Regions from separate parts of the Homo sapiens genome. Here all the other regions are linked to region 3. The links are chromatin loops, found by intact Hi-C in ENCODE. Cell type or tissue: mammary epithelial cell. All regions are shown on one strand.

What was found. Hi-C counts contacts between places; a loop is a spot of excess contacts. Peaks named below come from ENCODE experiments on the same cell type or tissue, not always from the same donor. Only the 100,000 strongest peaks of a DNase experiment are listed, where the experiment ranks them.
Region 1: a loop joins it to region 3, with 20 times the contacts of the local background. A loop is called at or near these places in 12 of 110 quality-filtered maps.
Region 2: a loop joins it to region 3, with 15 times the contacts of the local background. A loop is called at or near these places in 16 of 110 quality-filtered maps.

The regions. Positions count from the first base shown.
Region 1 is chr2:44,714,452-44,716,951 of GRCh38, reverse strand. CAMKMT (calmodulin-lysine N-methyltransferase) reads right to left here. Exons shown (of 11, transcript NM_024766.5): 7 at 1,599-1,665. Among named protein-coding and RNA genes, the nearest start is that of LINC01833, 220 kb to the left of the region's middle. In mammary epithelial cell, a CTCF peak has its summit at 1,167 (motif pointing right); a DNase peak (open chromatin) is centred at 1,171.
Region 2 is chr2:44,954,433-44,956,932 of GRCh38, reverse strand. No RefSeq gene overlaps it. Among named protein-coding and RNA genes, the nearest start is that of SIX3-AS1, 14 kb to the right of the region's middle. RefSeq lists a silencer at 1,040-1,229 and an enhancer at 1,100-1,806. In mammary epithelial cell, a CTCF peak has its summit at 1,132 (motif pointing right); a DNase peak (open chromatin) is centred at 1,162; H3K4me3 peaks cover 367 bases; H3K27me3 peaks cover 1,095 bases.
Region 3 is chr2:44,559,484-44,561,983 of GRCh38, reverse strand. All of the region lies in intron 3 of CAMKMT (calmodulin-lysine N-methyltransferase), which reads right to left. Among named protein-coding and RNA genes, the nearest start is that of CAMKMT, 200 kb to the right of the region's middle. In mammary epithelial cell, a CTCF peak has its summit at 1,404 (motif pointing left); no DNase peak of the experiment used is centred here; H3K27ac peaks cover 377 bases.

The sequences.
Region 1 (2,500 bases), 150 kb before region 3:
TGTTTATTAATTAGTGATTATTAACACCCAGTAAACAACATTATGTCTTGTAAAAACACAATCTCTCTTCACAGCATGAAGCTGAAATCTATTATTCCCTGATTCCATATGCTGAAATACACTCAAATGCTCACAAATGACCTTAAACATTAAATAAATGTAAATGAGGACAACATAGAAAATGCACTTTTGATTGATAACTAAAAGACCAGGTTGAAAATCATGTCCAAAAACGAAGTCCTCTCCAGAAGGGTAAGGCCGTCTGCACTGTGAAGGAAAGGCTGTCCTAACAATGAGGACCCCACAGGTAACGGCAGACCCTTTCTCTTTCTCTCAACCTACCCCAGGTTTTCTGGGAAACAGAAGTGGTTTGTTCATTTATATGAGAAACACAGAATATGCTGTCCCCTGTGCCACCAGCTTACTCCCAACATTTTAAACAGGATTTAAAAATACACTATGGACACTTCATTACATTCACCAATTAATATAAGAGAAAAAAATTATTGCTATTCCATAGCCTCACACCAATATGTGTCATCACTTTGGTTTTTAAGCATTGTAGCTATTTTCATGTCCGAAGCCAGCACACCAAGATCACTGGCTGCCGGGGCTGTATCGTGGGTGTGTCCAAGAGAAATCAGTCTGTGGGCTTTGTCTGTTAATGAGTAGTTTATATAACTAATAAAAAAAATCAAACTGGGAAGTTGGGGTGGGAAAGTGTCTTTACCATAGGGAAAATTCAAAATACCAAATGATGACAGCTTCACAGTAATAAAGAAAACAATTAATTTAACAGAGAGTTATTCTAATAAAGTCTGTGGTTAAATGAATGACAAAAAATGCACAAATACAGCTGTTTCATGTGAAAACTATGAAATGATTACTCACTTCTCTAGATCCATTACCAACAGGGCAAAAATAAAATGTAGCATCACAGAACACACCATTGTTGTGGCTAAGAGCAAGCATTCCTCCTAGTTTGTATAAGAATTAACAGAATCTAAAAGCGAATGGACACCTAGACTATTTTAAAATCATGAAACAGAGCAGGGTTTCTCAGTGTTGGCACTATTGACATTCTGGGCCAGATGTTTCTTTGTTGTACGGGGGTGTCCTAAGCAACATAGGATGTTCAGTGGAATCCCTGGTCTCTACCACTAGATGCCAGTAGCAACATTCCCCGCTCTCCTACCAAGTCATGACAACAAAAAAAAATATCTCCAGGGAATGCCAAAAGTCCCCTTGGGGGCAAAACTGCTCCTAGGCTGAGACTCACTGGAAGAGAGCCATTTAAGGAGTTCCCAGGCCTGGCTTCTCCCAACCTCATACTGTATAATCATAAATCATCCCCAACCCAGTGTTTAATATACTTATCTTGTTTTCTCATCTATTAATTGGAGCTAATGAGAGTGTCTGTCTGCCTCATAGTATTCCAATGAGCATTAAATGAGATAATACTTGTAAAGTGCTTAAAACAGTGCCTGACACACAGCAGGTGCTCAATAAATGTTAGCTATTATTATTTTTAATAACCATCCATAGTATCAAGAAAAGCAATTTCAATGGGAATTTTTTAATGCAGAAAGGTATCTTACCAGCTTGATATTTTCTGGGTCTTAAACACACCAGCCTTCTGATTCCTTGTGATGATGTCTTGCACATCTACAGGACACAGTTAAGAAAACATCTGCACTGATTGTGAAGTGACCAAAAAAAAAGGTCCAGAAACAGTTATCTTTTTTTTTTTTTTTTTTTTGAGACAGGGTCTCGCTCTGTTGCCCAGGCTGGAGTGCAGTGGCGTGATCTCAGCTCACTGCACCCTCTACCTCCTGGGTTCAAGTGATCCTCCCACCTCAGCCTCCCTAGTAGCTGGGACTAAAGGCATGAGCCACCACACCCAGCTAATTTTTGTATCTTTAGTAGAGATGGGCTTCACCATGTTGGCCAGGCTGGTCTCGAACTCCTGACCTCAGGTAATCCACCTGTCTCAGTTTCCCAAAATACTGGGATTACAGGTGTGAGCCACTGCGCCTGGCCAATCTTTTTATCATACATGGGATGAGCACAGCGAAAGGAGAAGAGCTGTATGTGAGGTGTGAAGCAGGATGCTGACTTGCCACAGGCAAGCTCTTTTACTTCCCTGGGCTGCATTTTATCACCTGAGATGGATCATCATGGCAAGCCCCAGAGTTATGAGTGCTGGTGGGAAATGACTGTCCCATAGGTGCCATGTCCTACTTGCTTAAAAGGGCAAGGAGTCCAAAGGCAAGCCTCTCTGTCAGCAGGGAGAGCAATGTCAGTCTCCTGAGACTTTCCAGTGTGAAGTATTTCCAATCTCCTAAATGCTGCTAGGGAGGGGTGGAGAGGAGCAGCAGGATGACACTTGGGAGGAAGTGAGAAGAAAAAGATGAAGAAAATCTTGGAGAATCTTTGAGAGAAAATGAATTACTGAAGAAAGTCAGTTGAGTGAAAAGTCCCCTGAAGAACTGTCTTTACA
Region 2 (2,500 bases), 390 kb before region 3:
AAAACTGTAGCTGAGAAAAGGAAAAGAGCCTGTGATGGCTCCTCTTAACCACTCCCCACCACCACCACCACCATCCTCTTTCCAGACCACCTGGCATTGGAACGCAGCCTCCCTTAGGCACCATGGTGGACTCTATAGAGCAATCGGCCACCTAACTAGCTTTGTACTTAAGGACAGAGACTTAGCCAGAATCTCGGTTTCCTTGTCTATTTAAATGGAAAACGAAGCAATTCCAAATATTCCTTTCACTGCTGACACTTGATACTCTTATCAATACATTCGCCCAAGCTGGCTGGCTATGCTGTCCAGAGCAAAGCAATGTCTTCACCATCAGACTGTGGAGCACCCCAGGAAACAGCTGTCCCTCTCAGCACCCAATGCTCTTTTGTACCCAGGTGTCTTTGGACACACACTTCCCAGTCCCTTGACTGTCCTTCCCTCCTCACTGGCCTGGAAAACTCATGCTTATCCATCAAGATTTGTTTCAAAGGCCCTCCTCGGGCTCCCACTTTGTCCATACCTCCATATGGCAGCTTCAATGATAATTTGTGTATTGTGTTTCTCTGCTTGCACTAAACTATAATCGCAGGGCCAGGGTCTAGGCTGCCATTGGCTGTCTCCAAGGTGTGGCAGCGTCAGGCATATGGAAGGCCTTCAGCAAGCCCTTGTGGAGAGGAGAGGGTACTAGCTCCGCATGGCTTCCCACCAGACAGCCTATCACCATGGAAGACAGCCCCACACTCCCGCTGTAGGAGACCTAGAGGCATCTATCTGCAAGACAAGAAGTTAATAGTGCCGAAGAAGGGAAATATTAGCATGAGACCTATTGCAAGTCCAGGTGGGCAGCCACGGGATCAAGTAGTAAAGCAAGAGAAAGGAGCTAGAAAGGTGACTCCAAATCCCACAGGCCAGGGTGGAGGGTCCTACCCACGCAAAATGGTGGACTTTGGTATAAGACAGCGCGCAGTCCCTCAAGAGGAGAAGCAGGCTATCCCGGTGGAAGAGGTGTTGCGAAAACTCGAGCAGAAAAGGACAGCGCGGCAGGGCAAGGCCCCCCACACCACCCACGTGCACTACCAAGGCCCGCGGTGCGGAGGGTTCGCATGCTATGCACCATCGCCGCGAGGTGGCAGCAAAAACCCGCCAGTGGCCCCAGAGCGCGCTGCTTTCCGCCTCCAACCTGCAGTGCTTTGCGCCAGGGTGCGCACAGCCAGCGCGAGGGGCGTCCGGCCGCGGAACCGCGGGGTCCAAGGCTGAGCACTGCTGCCAGGCTTCGGGGTCCTCGGAGGCCAAAGAGGGGACTTCCCTGGGTCTCTGGCTCTTGAGAGCTCCCAGACTGGAGTCTGGCAACTTCTTGGGGGCATCATGGAATCTAGCTATCCGACCTGCAGCCTTCCTCAGCTCTCCCATCCCTGGGGGAACGGGTCCACCATACTCCTGCCTCCCCGCTGGCCCGGCGTGAGGGGTTGCGTCCTGGACTCTTCTGCGGGGACAGAGCCCTAGTCCGCCTACATCCTTCACCACATACCTCCTGCTCCTACCCACCGCTCCCGCCAGCACGCGAGAGCGGGTCTGGAAGCTGAGGCTTCCCTCCCTGTCCTGCTCCTGGGTACCTGCCACACACGCGCCCACACAGTCGGAGACAGTTGCGGGCGTGGAGTCACCCAAAGGCCACGCACGCAGACACGCACTGGCACAGATGCGCCCTGGTCGCACCTACACTCCAAGCTCGCTAGGAGCAGATGTGAAAGGCCCAGGGGTGCAATGTGCAATGGAAGAATCGCAGGACTAGGGGCCGAGAAACTTGAGTTTGACTTTGACTCACTCCATTTCTCTGGGTCTCTAAACTCTCGCGTGTCCAATAACAAGATCGCCAAGCTGCCTGGAAGCCGACGCCTCCTCTGCGTGGAAGCGCCGCGGCAGCCCGGAAAAGCCTCTCTGAATGTCCCAAAAGGGCAAATGGAACATTCCCGCGCTGGGTTGGCTTGACCCCTGGAGACCGAGGCAAGGAGGTCGCGCGAAAACGGTGTGCAGGAGGCTGCGCGCACTGAAGTTTCGCAGAGCCTGCGAAGACTCAGGGGTTCGGAGGCGCGCGCGTCCTGGGTCCCTTGCGACACTTCTGACCCTCGGTACCCTTCTCACGGGCCACGCTTCCACTCACCCAGTGCGCTGCTCTCCTCGGGTCACCCCAGTTACTCCTGGAGGATTTGGAGCCTGGGACTCGAGCTTTCACCGTCCTCCCGCACCCCAGTGCCAGCTGTTATTGTGCAGTAGAACAAAGGCCGAAATGGGTGGGTATGGGAGGAGACCTGGCCCTACAGGACTCCCATTCTGGTAGGGAATGGGTTTTGGAACAAAGTGCAAGGGTTTGATTGGTTCGCGGCGTCCACCGACAGACCCCTCTAAGGAGCACGTGTGAGCACGTGAATTGTGAGCGCACAGGAAGCTGAAGGTCGGAGGGCAGCCTATAAGGTCTGCAGCTGGTCATCAAGTCCTCACC
Region 3 (2,500 bases):
CACTTGGAATGGAGGCTCACTTTTTTCTCCCTCTTATATTCTCCAGCCCTGTCCATGGCTCACTTCCCTACCTGGCCATCGCCTAGTGATTTCCTTGACTTTTCCTGACCCATCCATGTCCTCAAAGACTCTTACAGACAATTCCACTTCCTTGTTCATTTAGCAGTATCAGATCTACTTTATTTTCTTTATCAGAAATGAGTGAGGGGATCCAATGTGACCAGATCTTAAGGTCCCTCATCAATGTCTTAAGTGCAACTTGCTCTAAACCCCATAATATTGTTGTCTATCTATAGCTTAAGCTGGCAGATTGAAAAACTCCTAATAAGAGATATCATTCACCTCCTGAAAAGGGAGCAGAACATGTTTGACAAAAAACTAGCTGAATTGATTGAGAGTAAATGGGAATATTAATAAAAAGGCCTACAGGTATGACTTAGAAGAATTATATTGGGAAATGTCACCAGGTTATCCCAAGTGAAAGCAACGAGGAAAAGAAAGTCACATGCTTATTTATCAATTCATAGTGATGAATAATAAGTAAACTGTATGTTCAGAATATATTTATCTATGTAAAAATCAAACACAAAGAAGGAAAGAAAAAGTGGAGATTAAGAAAGGAAAACAGTAATGGTAGTCTTGTGGAAGTACACATACTATAAACCACCAGCTAGATGGAGAATTCAGATAATCTATTTCTAAGTCTAGATACAAAACCATGATTTTGGTAAGACGTAGTAATGTTGAGGAGCTTCACCTCACCAGGAGTATGCTGCCAAGTTGGTAGGAACTTACAAAACACAGTATCAGAAAGGCTAAATTCCAGAATGCTGAGGCATGCAAGAAGAAAGAAAAAAAAATGATAAAGATTATAAGAAGGTTGTTTGGAATAAGAAGACAAACAAGAATGTTACAAAACCAGTGGTCAGGCCATATGACATAATAATAAAGGGTGACAGGAAGGCAGCTATACTTATCAATTCCTGTTTTGCTTAGATTTAATTTTCTCTCTGAAAATGGTAGAACAAGAATCAAAAAGAAAGACTCAAAGCCCCCATCTAAGGTGTAAGATAGTAGGAAAACAGCATGAAGTCACTTCAAGTGAATTCAACTTTTCAAGCTTAGACAAATTACACTCCAGGGTTCTGAAACAACTTGAGGGCAAGTGTGCAAAATCAATATTAGTAACTTTGAGACATCCCAAAGAATGGGGGAGCTGCCAGGGAAATGGAGATGGGCATAGGTAGGCTTTGTTCAGATGATTTTGAAGGATAAAATTAGATTAGGTTAACTATTGTCCAAAGAGCTTAAATATACCACCTCAAACTATATAATATTAGATATTAATAAATGAGAGCATGCTTTTTTCTTTTTAGACTGGTCAATCAGTCTATCATTAGAAGGATGCCACCTGCTGGGCACCGTGGCTCACGCCTATAATCCCAGCACTTTGGAAGGCCAAGGCAGGAAGATTGTTTGAGGCCAGAAGTTCGAGACCTGCCTGGGCAATATAGCAAGACACTGTCTCCAGAAAAAAAAAATTAAAAAATTAGCTGGGCATAGTGGTATGCTCCTGTAGTCCTAGCTACTTAGGTGGCTGAGTGGGAGGATCGCTTGAGCCCAGGAGTGAGCTATGATCATGCCACTGCACTCCAGCCTGAGCAACAGAGTGAGACCTTATCTCTAAAAGAAAATAAATTTTAAAAAACAAGTATGTTAGAGTATCTCTTAGTTCCAAGAAGACATTTAACTAAGCCTCAGATAGATTCTTATGGACAAGACTAAGAAAAACTGGCCAAGTCAGTTGATGGATGTCAATTTTTCCTAACAGAAACTCCCAGTGTGTTGTGTTTAGCTCTAGCCTATTCAAATATTTTACTGACAACTTGAAAAGCGACTTCAAAGGCAAACTTACACATTTCCCAATAGCCAAAGCAAGAGGGCTAGTTAATAATACAGATGATGAATAAAAACTTGAATTGACTTTGATTGGCATAAAATGAGTTTAAAAACCAATATTATTCAAAGTCAATATAAAAATGAGTTTAAAAACCAATATTATTCAAAGTCAAATGAAATTTTGCAGGCAAAAACATAGAGAAGCTTTTTTATCTTAAACAAAAAATTAGGTCCCATGTACAAATTGGACAAGACCTAGTTTGCTAGCAGTTCAAATAAAAAACTTGATTCTGAATAGTCATAAAATGCTTTATCATGAACCATTTATGTAAATTTAAATCAATAACTGTTTCAGGCATTGAGCTAGACTCTTTCCCCTCCTCCATAATTATCCTCCAGTAAGTAGATAGAGGGTTCAGCTCTACAGACATACTAGTCTGCTCAACTAGACCCTGTGTAAGACACATCTTTCAAAGGGATAACAGATTTGGTAGAGAAGAGGGTGAAAAATCTGAAGACCACATTAAAAAAAAAGTGGTTATGTAAAATAGAAATTCTTAGTTTGAAGAAATAAAGGTTTACAAAAGCCATGAGAGTTGTC